2 separate regions of the Homo sapiens genome follow, and region 1 is linked to region 2. A link is a contact called in ENCODE Hi-C or POLR2A ChIA-PET data. All regions are on one chromosome and are shown on one strand. The core of a region is the stretch at or near the end of the contact, and the rest is flanking DNA. Distances in the headings are between cores, read along the strand shown.

Evidence for each region. A loop is a pair of places that touch in the nucleus more often than their neighbours do. ChIA-PET counts read pairs that join two places held with the same protein, here RNA polymerase II (POLR2A). Pooled maps may share reads with other maps.
Region 1: a pooled map shows a loop between it and region 2 (1.9-fold over the local background). The contact joins the promoter of OR7C2 here to the promoter of OR7A17 in region 2. A Hi-C loop is called at or near these places in 1 of 50 pooled maps. POLR2A ChIA-PET finds 5 or more read pairs at or near these places in 2 of 52 experiments (A549 and common myeloid progenitor, CD34-positive).

The regions. Positions count from the first base shown.
Region 1 is chr19:14,937,157-14,943,406 of GRCh38, forward strand. OR7C2 (olfactory receptor family 7 subfamily C member 2) reads left to right here and starts at 4,333. Exons shown (of 1, transcript NM_012377.1): 1 at 4,333-5,292. The coding sequence starts at 4,333. The coding sequence ends at 5,292.
Region 2 is chr19:14,882,896-14,889,372 of GRCh38, forward strand. OR7A17 (olfactory receptor family 7 subfamily A member 17) reads right to left here and starts at 3,237. Exons shown (of 3, transcript NM_030901.2): 1 at 3,046-3,237. It also overlaps the pseudogene OR7A18P. RefSeq lists an enhancer at 5,931-5,990.

The DNA of each region.
Region 1 (6,250 bases), core at 3,083-5,582, 55 kb after region 2:
GGTCTCGATCTCTTGACGTCGTGATCCGCCCGCCTTGGCCTCCCAAAGTGCTGGGATTACAGGCATGAGCCACCGCCCCCAACCGAAATTTTGCATTCTTACTCTTCTTTCATACAGACATTTTAATTCCCTCAGTGAAAGGGGTATGTTATTGTTAATTTTACTTTTTTAGATTAACAGTAAAAATAAAACATTTTCTCAAACATTTATTATCCTTTTACAGTTCATTTTATGAACCTTTAATATTCTATTTATTTTCCCCATCAGTGCATTAATATTTCAATGATTTATAATTGTCTTTATAAAGATATTAACTTTTGTCAGTTACATAAATTTTTTTTTTGCATTCTAACTTTCTGCAAGGCACATTTTCTCATTCAGAATTTTTCAATTTATGGTTCTAGTTGCTGATCTCTTTTTCTATCAAAGGTGAATTATTCAGAAAGAATTTGTACTTTCAAAGATTATATCTATCCATGTATAAATTTATATAATCTATATGTTTATCTATGTTTTCTTCAGATAGCTTATGTAGTCTCTTGTCTGTTTGAAATGTATTTGGGACTACAGAGATGGGATTTGACATTATTTTTTCTAAATAATTAATCATTAAACACTTATTTATACCTTTAAAAAACACTATTTAAAATAACTAAAGGAGGCCAGGGAAGATGGCTCACACCTGTAATCCCAGCACTTTGGGAGCCTGAGGTGGGTGGATCACCTGAGATCAGGAGTTCAAGACCAGCCTGACCAACATGGTGAAACCCCGTCTCTACTAAAAATACAAAATTAGCCAGGAATGGTGGCACATGCCTATAATCCCAGCTACTTGGGAGGCTGAGGCAGGAGAATCGCTTGAACCCGGGAGGCGGAGGTTGCAGTGAGCCAAGATGGTGCCATTGCACTTCAGCCTAGGCAACAAGAGTGAAACTTCATCTTAAAAAAAAAAAAAAAAAAAAACCACAAAACAAACAAACAAAAAACTAAAGGATTATAATTGGATTGCTTGTAACACAAAGGATAAATGTTTGAGAGGATGGATGCCCCATTCTCCATGATGTGATTCTTATGCATTGCATGCCTGTATCAAAACATCTCATGTACCCCATAAATACATACACCTATTACGTACCCACAAAAATTAATAATAAGTTTTAAAAAGAGAAATAATAAATAAGACCTAGTATTTGCTAGCACAACAGGGTGAGTACAGTCAAAATCAATTTAATTGCACATTTTAAAATAACAAAAAGAATATAATTTGATTGTTTGCAACACAGAGGATAAATGCTTGAGGGAATGGATGCTGCATTTTCCATGATGTGATTACTATACGCATTGCATGCCTGAATCAAAATATGTCATGTAACTCATAGAGATATACACTTACCCACACAACTTAAAAAAATAAAAAAAAAATTTTAAACACACTCAAGTATCCAGAAATAAAAAATGCAAGTTAACGTGATAAAAATTACACATTCTAAATCACAGTGAACATCATATTAAATTACAAAACTCTAGGGTTATTCTATTTAAAAAAGAAGAAGAAAAAGAAGAATGCCAACTCCTACCATAAATTTTAAAAGGATTCTAAAATTTCAAACCAATGCAATAAGACCTAAAAGAGAAATAGGTGTTATTAATTAGTATTATTTGGAGAAAATAGATGAATTTTAGAGAAAAACATGAAACTAAGAAGAAAACCCAGAAAAAGAATATGGCACCTCTTCAATACAAAAAAAGCAAATGACTTCCTAATATAATACCAATAGCAGAGATGTTATGTGGGGGGGTATTACATTAAAATATTAAGAAATTAACATAATCTATATGTGTATTTTTAACACGTGAACAAAAATGTCTACCCAAAAAAGGATTAAAATATGCAGAGGAACATTTCTGCTACTGGAATGAGAATTTGAACATAATAAAGATGTCAATTTCTCTCCAAATTAATTGATAACTTTAATGTAATCTCCAATAAAATTCCAATGGTATTTTTCTTGCAACATGGCTAGAGGATTCTAAAGCTCATCTGGGAGGATAAACTGGCACATCAGAAATAAAATTATGAAAGAAACAATACTAAGCAAATTTCTCAACTCAATGTTTAAGTATATTTTGAAGATAGACAATTAAAAATATGGAACAAAAGATTTGATACCCTGCTTGCTGTCATGGCACAGATGACCATTTAAAATTATCTATTTATAAGAGTGTGAACAAGAAAATGTCTTAATGTTTTTGTTGTTGTTGTTGTTGTTGTTTTTTGAGACAGAGTCTCGCTTTGTTGCCCAGGCTGGAGTGCAGTGGCGTGATCTCGGCTCACTGCAACCTCCGCCTCCTGGGTTCAAGCAATTCTTCTGCCTCAGCCTCCCTAGTAGCTGGGACTACAGGTGTGTGCCACCACGCCCAGCTAATTTTTGTATTTTTATTAGAGACGGAGTTTCACCATGTTGGCCAGGCTTATCTCGAACTCCTGACCTCGTGATCCGCCCACCTTGGCCTCCGAAAGTGCTGGGATTACAGGCGTGAGCCACCGCGCCCGGCCGGAAATGTCTTAATTAAAAAAAAAAACAACAACAACTGAGAAAGGCCATTTACAGATTAACCTAAGAGAAGAAAATATAAAAAATATAAAACTATAGTTAATCAAAAACTTTCTTTGTCTTTAAGAAAACTTAGAAAGTAAGTAAATGTCCAACATGGACAAGTTTTAAAGAGCCATTTCTGTATGGCAGAATATTTTGATCTGATGGAATCAGATGATGGAAAATGGGGATAAAATTTAATTCTATATCTAGAAACTCTAGGGCTTTTCTATTTCAAAGTTCCATTTTTGTTGAGTTTAGCTAGGGAGATTGATAATATAAATGAAATGTAAACAATGATGATTAAAAACAGTGGTTATTATTTTTTAGCAGAAGGGGCATCCAAGATCCAGAGGATTTAACATGTAGACATTACAACTGGGCACAGTGGCTTGCACCTGTAATCCCAGCTACTTGGGAGGCTGAGGCAGGAGGATCACTTGAGCCCAGAAGTTCGAGACTGCAGTGAGCTAGGATGGCGCCACTGCACTCCAGCCTGGGCAACAGAGCCAGACCTTGTCTCTAAAACAAAATGAAAAATAAATTACAGGAATGCAGCACAATAGAAGAAAAAGCCTTCTGAGGATTGACAATCTGCCTAGAATTAGGGAATTCTCATTGCCTGATTTCCTAATCCCCATGCCTTAGGCAGAAAGGGCAAGAGCAGCCACCAGGGATGCTGCGGTGGGAAGGATTGCTTAGGGATACAGGCAAGCGCTGAAGCAATAGTCCTCAAACTTGAGTGTGCATCAGAATTCCCTAGAGGGCTTGTTAAAACCCAGAATGCAGGCCAGGCACGGTGGCTCATGCCTGTAATACCAGCACTTTGGGAGGCTGAGGCGGGCGGATCATCTGAGGTCAGGAGTTTGAGACCAGTCTGGCCAACATGGAGAAACCGTGTCTCTCCTAAAAATACAAAAAAAAAAAAAAATTACCTCAGCGTGGTGGTGCGCGCCTGTAGTGCCAGCTACTCAGGAGGCTGAGGCATGAGAATTGCTTGAACCTGGGAGCCAGAGGTTGCAGTGAGCTGAGATTGCACCACTGCACTCCAGCCTGGGCAACAGGGTGAGACTCTGTCTCAAAAAAAAAAAATTAATTAATTAAAATTAAAAGGCCAGGCGTGGTGGCTCATGCCTGTAATCCCAGCACTTTGGGAGGCCAACGCAGGAGGATCACGAGGTCAGGAGTTCGAGACCAGCCTGACCAACATGGTGAAACCCTGTCTCTACTAAAACTACAAAAATTAGCTGGGCGTGGTGGTACATGCCTGTAATACCAGCTACTCTGGAGGCTGAGGCAGGAGAATCACTTGAACCCGGGAGGCAGAGGTTGCAGTGAGCCAAGACTCTGCCACTGCACTCTAGCCTGGGCGAAAGAGCGAGACTCCATCTCAAACAAAAACTAAACCAGAATGCTGGCTCCATACCCAGAGTATCAGATTCAGTCGGTCAGGTGGGCATGATAAGGCACATGTCTAATGAGTTCCCAGGTGATGCTGATGGGGCTGTTCCAGGAACCACAGTTTAAGGACCAATGATGTAGAGATGACTTCTCCAGGTAGCGATGGTAACTGTAACTTGTCGGCAAAGAAATCCAATAATTAGCCAAAATGCATGATTTCTTGAGTTCCCTGGGTTTGAATAAAGGATATTGCAGTCATTCTGGGGAATGCTTATTTGGAGTAAATTTTGTGTGGCTGTTTTTTTTCCTCCTTCTCGGCAAACCCAGCGGCCCCATGGAAAGAGGAAACCAAACAGAAGTTGGAAACTTTCTCCTCCTGGGATTCGCAGAGGACTCTGACATGCAGCTTCTCCTCCATGGGCTGTTCCTCTCCATGTACCTGGTTACCATCATCGGAAACCTGCTCATCATCCTGACCATCAGTTCAGACTCCCACCTCCACACCCCCATGTACTTCTTCCTCTCCAACCTGTCCTTTGCTGACATCTGTTTCACATCCACGACTGTCCCAAAGATGCTGGTGAATATCCAAACACAAAGCAAAATGATCACTTTTGCAGGCTGCCTCACTCAGATATTTTTTTTCATTGCATTTGGATGCCTGGACAATTTGCTCCTGACCATGACGGCCTATGACCGCTTCGTGGCCATCTGTTACCCCCTGCACTACACGGTCATCATGAACCCCCGGCTCTGTGGACTGCTGGTTCTGGGGTCCTGGTGCATCAGTGTCATGGGTTCCTTGCTTGAGACCTTGACCATTTTGAGGCTGTCCTTCTGCACAAATATGGAAATTCCGCACTTTTTTTGTGATCCTTCCGAAGTCCTGAAGCTGGCCTGTTCTGACACCTTCATCAATAACATCGTGATGTATTTTGTGACCATTGTCCTGGGTGTTTTTCCTCTCTGTGGAATCCTATTCTCTTATTCTCAGATTTTCTCCTCCGTCCTAAGAGTATCTGCCAGAGGCCAGCACAAAGCCTTTTCCACCTGTGGTTCCCACCTCTCAGTGGTCAGCTTGTTCTATGGCACTGGCCTTGGGGTCTATCTCAGTTCTGCAGTTACACCACCTTCTAGGACAAGTCTGGCAGCCTCGGTGATGTACACCATGGTCACCCCCATGCTGAACCCCTTCATCTACAGCCTGAGGAACAAGGACATGAAGGGGTCACTGGGGAGACTCCTCCTCAGGGCAACGTCTCTCAAAGAGGGGACCATTGCTAAGCTCTCATGAATTGCAGTGAACACAATACTGAGGCCAGACTGGCCTCTTTCAGCCAATATTTCAACTTCTGTTTTTATGCATTTTTTTGAGACGGAGTCTTGCTCTGTCGCCCAGGCTGGAGTGCAATGGCGTGATCTCGGCTCACTGCAACCTCCGCCTCCCAGGTTCAAGCAATTCTCCTGCCTCAGCCTCCTTAGCAGCTGGGATTACAGGCATGCGCCCCAATTCCCGGCCAATTGTTTTTATTTTTAGTAGAGATGGGGTGTCACCATGTTAGTCAGGCTGGTCTCGAACTCCTGACCTCATGATCCACCTGCCTCGGCCTCCCAAAGTGCTGGGATTACAGGCATGAGCCACCGTGCCCAGCCACTTCTTTTTTTTTTTTTCAAGAAGGAGTCTCACTCTGTCACCCAGGCTGCAGTGCAATGGTGCGATCTCGGCTCACTGCAACTGCCGCCTCCCGGGTTCAAGTGGTTCTCCTGCCTCAGCCTCCTGAGTAGCTGGGATTACAGGCACCCGCCACCATGCCCAGCTAGTTTTTGTATTTTTAGTAGAGATGGGGTTTTGCCATGTTAGTCAGGCTGGTCTGGAACTCCTGACCTCAGGTAATCTGCCCGCCTTGGCCTCCCAAAGTGCTGGGATTACAGGCAATGAGCCACCGCACCCTGCCTTCTTTTATACATATTAAAGCATCTCTTCCCTTGCATCTTCCTTTGGAACGTTTCCTGCCCTTGCTACTGCTAATAAAGTTATATAGGATCACCCTTTTTGACTTTCTAACCAGTAATCTTAACTTTGTATGAATACAACCTGGTGTTTTCTCTGTTATCTTTAGTAATGATTTGGATTTTGTTTTTTGTTTTTGTTTTTTGTTTTGTTTTTTGTTTTTGTTTGTGTTTTTGAGACAGTCTCCCTCTGTCGCCCTGGCTGGAGTGCAGTGGCGCCATCTCAGCTCACTGCAACCTCC
Region 2 (6,477 bases), core at 1,987-4,486:
TACACTGTTAGAAAGAAACGAATACCAGGCAAGTTGTCAATTTCAAATTATCTTTCCCCACGAGAATTCAGAAATGGTCTGATAGCATGTGAGACAGCCTTCTCATTTCTCTTCTTTAATTATTCATGTGGCATCTCTTCTTTAATTATTCAGGGTCTTTGGGATTTGAACTCTTTTTGACAGTCCTATGGAATTGCACTAGTTCTGGTTCTGGTCTTCCTGTAACATGCAATGTCCTTCCTAGACCATACTATTGAATCCTGGCTGGGCACCGTGGCTCACGCCTCTAATTCCAGCACTTTGGGAGGCTGAGGTGGGTAGATCAATTGTGGTCAGGAGTTCGAGACCAGCCTGGCCTATGTGGCGAAGCCCCGTCTGTACTAAAAATACAAAAATTAGCCAGGTGTGGAGGCAGGTGGCTGTAATCCCAGCTACTCGGGGGGCTGAGGTAGGAGAATCGCTTGAACCTGGGAGGCGGAGGTTGCAGTGAGCTGAGATTGTGCCATTGCACTCCAGCCTGGGCAACAAGAGCGAAACTCTGTCTCAAAAAAAGAAAAAAAAAAAGAAAAAAATCCTGCACACACTATGATAACTGTCTCCTTTTCTGCAGAATGAAATTCTCCATATGATTTCATCCTTGAGGACATTGTGTCATAGACACATTTGTTACATTTTACTTTGTCTTCTCTGTTATAATGCATGAGTCAAATGAGCAGGAACTTCCCTGCTTTAAGTTTGTATTTTCACAAAGGTGTATGAGTATGTCTGTATTATGTAGAAAAAAATTAAAGCAATGAGACGTGATAAAATAAAAAGAATGTTATGGGATTAAAGCCAGGGTAAATGTAGTGATTTCCAAACAACTATATTTTTTAAATGTTATGGTACATAAAACGTTAACCAAGCCAAGATAAACAATAAGAATAATTTAATGATATCAAATGATTTAGTTTATTGGCAAAGACCTAGACATAAAATTATATAATACACAATGTTTCTAAAATGTTCTGGCACATAGAAGATACTCTCGACTTATTGAATAAGTCAGGAAGTAAGTCCTAGTATATATGGGTATTAAAATATGACAAGATTGCAATCCAATTTAGTTGCAAAAGACCAGATTGTTGAATAAAAGCAGAAATAAATAGCTATCTACCTGGGAGAAAATGAAGTGTGTCTCCCGACTCACATTTTACAAAGAATTAGCAGATTTAAAGACCTCAGTGTAAAAGTCAGCAATATATGTTAGACGAATACATAGATAACTACATATAAGATCTTAGTGTAGACAAAGTATTTTAACTAACGCAAGAAAAAAAACTAAGAAAGTAGACATATTTTTAGGTAAATAAAAGTTAAAACTTTTTATGACCAAAAATGTTTCCTTAAATATTTCATTAACAGTCAATGAGGAGGGCAATATAATTGGATCACAGCTGTAATCCCAGTGCTTTGGGAGGCTGAGTAGGGAGGTCACCTGAAGCCAGGATTTTGAGAACAGCCGGGGCATCATAGTGAGAACCAGGCTCTAAAAAGTAAACCAAAAAAGTTAACGATCCCAAAGAAATACAAACTCCCATCAGAGAATACTATAAACACCTCTATGCAAATAAGCTAGAAAATCTAGAAGAAATGGATAAATTCCTGGACACATACACCCTCTCAAGACTAAACCAGGAAGAAGTCAAATCCCTAAATAGACCAATAACAAGTTCTGAAATTGAGGCAGTAATTAATAGCCTACCAACCAAAAAGAGGCCCAGGACCAGTCAGTTTCACAGCTGAATTCTGCCGGAGGTACAGAGAGGACCTGGTATCACTCCTTCTGAAACGATTTCAAACAATGGAAAAAGAGGGACTCCTCCCCAGCTCAATTTATGAGGCCAGCATCATCCTGATACCAAAACCTGGCAGAGACACAACAAAAAAAGAGAAAATTTCAGGCCAATATCCCTGATGAACATCAATGTGAAAATCCTCAGTAAAATACTGGCAAACTGAATCCAGCAGCACATCAAAAAGCTTATCCAGCATCATCAAGTCGGCTTCATCCCTGGGATGCCAGGCTGGTTCAACATATGCAAATCAATAAATGTAATCCATCACATAAATAGAACCAATGACAAAAACTACATGATTATCTCAATAGATGCAGAAAAGTCCTCCGATAAAATTCAACTCCCCTTCATGCTAAAAACTCTCAGTAAACTAGGTATTGATGGAACATAACTCAAAATAATCAGAGCTATTTATGACATACCCACAGCCAATATCATACTGAATAGGCAAAAGCTGGAAGCATTCCCTTTGAAAACTGGCACAAGACAAGTGTGCCCTCTCTCACCACTCCTATTCAACATAGTGTTGGAAGTTCTGGCCAGGGCAATCAGGCAAGAGAAGGAAGTAAAGGGTATTCAAATACAAAGAGAGGAAGTCAAATTGTCTCTGTTTGCAGATGACATGATTGTATATTTAGGAAACCCCATCGTCTCAGCCCAAAATCTCCTTAAGCTGATAAGCAACTTCAGCAAAATCTCAGGATACAAAATCAATGTGCAAAAATCACAAGCATTCCTATACAGCAATAATAGACAGAGAGCCAAATCATGAGTGAACTCCCATTCACAATTGCTACAAAGAGAATAAAATACCTAGGAATATAACCTACAAGGGATGTGAAGGACTTCTTCAAGGAGAACTACAAACCACAGCTCAAGGAAATAAGAGAGGACACAAACAAATGGAAAAACATTCCATGCTCATGGAAAGGAAGAATCAATATCTTGAAAATGGCCATACTGCCCAAAGTAATTTATAGATTCAATGCTATCCCCATCAAGCTAACATTGACTTTCTTTACAGAGTTACAAAAACTACTTTAAATTTCATATAGAACCAAAAAATAGCCCGTATAGCCAAGACATTTCTAAGCAAAAGGAACAAAGCTGGAGGAAATGATTGGCTCTCAGGTGACCTCAGGTTAATATTCACGGCTCTTGTTCTTCCTGACCTTTCCTACAGTACCCACTGGGCTCTGGGACTTACCCTACTGAGTTTTCTGAAAGGAAGGTCTCCATGGAGAAGTGTAAATTCCTCTCTAGCAGGTTGATGGTGGAGATGGAATCTCTGTCTCAAGACAAGGCATCAGGAAAAGTTGAAGCATCATCTATACTTGAGCCAGACTAAGGACTCCAAATGAAACCACCATGTCATTTCCAGCCCAAGGTTGCATATGCTGAGGGACTGCAGCAGAGGAGATATTTATGGCTTCGTATATCTGCTGATTAGATACCTTTCCTCCTGTTATTCCAACTCTGAACACATCAGTTTCCTGGGGGACGTTGCCCTGCACTGAAACAAATGTCATTGTTGTTTTTTTTTTCTGTATCGTCTATTCCCAAGACACTATGTTAAAAGTGAGGTGTATCCAGGCTTTATTACTCCTTCCCCGTGGACTTCCTTGGCTTCCAGAGTCCCATTCTCCTAGCACCTTCTCCCAGCCTTCAGTGAAAATTTCCTCCAAAGTCTAAACTGAGGAACCTGTCTTGACTAGGTCCCTTGAGTCTCCAAAGCACTGGCTTGTGATGGAAACTCAGCTCTTGACATATCCAGAAAATGGCAATTTACCTTTGCAAGGAGATGAACTGTGTTCTGTTCATATAAAACCATGGGTACTACATTTCTTGGCTTCATGTTGCTTTTGCCAAAACATTAGAATTTCATATATATATTTTTTTGAGATGGAGTCTTGTTGTATCACCTGAGCTGGAGTGCAAAAACATTAGCCGGGTGTGGTGGCAGTTGCCTGTAATCCCAGCTATGCAGGAGGCTGAGGCAGGAGAATTGCTTGAACCCGGGAGGTGGAGGTTGCAGTGAGCCAATATGGCGCCATTTCTCTCCAGCCTGGGTAATAAGAACAAAACTCCATCTCACTAAAAAAAAAAAAAAAAGTGTTAGAACAGGCAAGCAGGATCAACTGATTAAGTTCACAGAAAAAAATGGGGGGATTTCCAAGTTTGTGCAGAAGGACAGCTGCAACACATTCTGCTTTGCAGTGAGGAATTCAGGGCACTCATGCTCCAGGACACCAGAACCCACAGTCCAAAGATCCCAGGATTCATGATGACCCTGTAGTGCAGGGGGTGACAGATGGCCACAAAGTGGTCATAGGCCATCACAGTCTGCAGAAATACATTCATCCCTGCAAAGAGTAGGAAAAGTTTGTGATTCTGGAAAAGTTTCTTGGGAAAGGACATGCCTTGCTTCTCGGAGACAGAAATTTGTGATCATGAAGGGACACCTGCTTCCAGGGGTCCACACGGGGAGGAGATTGCATGAGTGTCCTTCCACGTCTGCTTTATTATACTCAGGGACATCTTCTCTGTCCTCCTCTGCCTGGCTCCAAAAATTCACATTAAAAATGTTTAGACTCCTTTTATTTTATTTTATGTTCTGGGGTACATATGCAGGATGTGCAGGTTTGCTACATAGGTAAACGTGTGCCATGGTGGTTTGCTGCACCTATCAATCCATCACCTAGGTATTAAGCCCCACAGGCATTAGCTAGTTTTCCTAAGGTTCTCCCTCCCCCCCACCCCACCCCCCAACAGGGCTCAGTGTGTGTTGTTCCCCTCCTTATGTCTATATGTTCTCATTGATCAGGTCCCACTTATAAGTGAGTGCATGTGGTATTTGATTTTCTGTTTCTGCGTTAGTTTGCTGAGGGTAATGGCTTCCAGCTTCATCCACGTTCCTGCAAAAGACATGAACTTGTTCCTTTTTATGGCTGCATAGTATTTCATGGGGTATATGTACCACATTTTCTTTATCCAGTCTATCACTGGTGGGCATTTGGGTTGATTCTATGTCTTTGACATGAACAGACACTTCTCAAAAGAAGACATTCCTGTGGCCAACAAACATATGAAAAAAAGCTCAATATCATTGATCATTATAGAAATGCAAATCAAAACCACAATGAGATACCATCTCATGCCAGTCAGAATGGCAATGATTAAAAAGTCAAGAAACAGATGCTGGCAAGGTTGCAGAGAAATAAGAATGTTTTTACACTGTTAGTGGGAATGCAAATTAGTTCAACCAGTGTGGAAGACAGTGTAGTGATTCCTCAAAGATCTAGAACCAGAAATACCATTTGATCCAGCAATGCCACTACTGGGTAAATATCCAAAGGAATAGAAATCATTCTATTACCAAGATACATGCATGAGTATGTTCATTTTTAGACTCTTATAACCTGCTCTGCTATCTTTTAATCTTGGGAATATCTGTAATTCTGATAATTCTTGTTGCGTCAATTTATTTCTCCAGCTCTTCTGGAAACTCCAACTATTAATAGAAATCTTATCTTCCTCATTGCCAGAGTATAGCATGTGGTAAAAATACAAAAATAGACATGGAGAAAACTGTAGATAAAATTTATACACATTTAATTTCAACAGAAGTATGAAAGACTTTCATGTCTGTAGGGACCAGCCCTACAGGGTCTGTGGGTTTTTCTCCTCGTGTGTGGAGACAATAGATTGTAGAAATAAAGAGACAAGACAAAGAGAAGAAAAGACAGCTGGGCCTGGGGGAACACTACCACCAAGATGCGGAGACTGGTAGTGGTCCCGAATGCCTGGCTGCACTGTTTTTTATTGGATACAAGGCAAAAAGGGCAGGGTAAGGAGTGTGAGTCATCTCCAGTGATTGATAAGGTCACATGAGTCACGTGTCCACCGGACAGAGGGCCCTTCCCTGTTTGGCAGTCAGGGCAGAGAGAGAGAGAGAGAGAGAGAGCCATTATTTCTTCTATGCATTTCAAAGACTTTTAGTATTTTCACTAATTCTGTTATTGCTATCTAGAAGGCAGAGCCAGGTGTACAGGGTGGAACATGAAAGTGAAACACGGGCATGACCGCTGAAGCACAGCATCACAGGGAGACAGGCCTCCGGATGGCTGCCGGCGGGCCTGACTGATGTCAGGCCTTCCACAAGAGGTGGTGGAGCAGAGTCTTCTCTAACTCCCCCGGGGAAAGGGAGACTCCCTCTCCCGGTCTGCTAAGTAATGGGTGCCTTCCCTAGACACTGATGCTACCGCTAGGCCAAGGAGCCCTCTAGTGGCCCTATCTGGGCGTGACAGAGGGCTCACACTCTTGTCTTCTGGTCACTTCTCACCATGCCCCTTCAGCTCCTATCTCTGTATGGCCTGGTTTTTCCTAGGTTATAATTGTAGAGCAAAGATTATTATAATATTGGAATAAAGAGTAATGTACAAACTAATGATTAATGATATTCATATATAATGATATCTATAATCTACTTCTAGTATAACTATTCTTATTTTATATATTTTCTTTATTATATTGGAACAGCTTGTGCCCTCGGTCTCTTGCCTTGGCACCTGGGTGGCTAGCAGCCCACACATGTCTGTTTCTCCCTCAGGTAGATCATTTTATTTTTCATTCATTTATT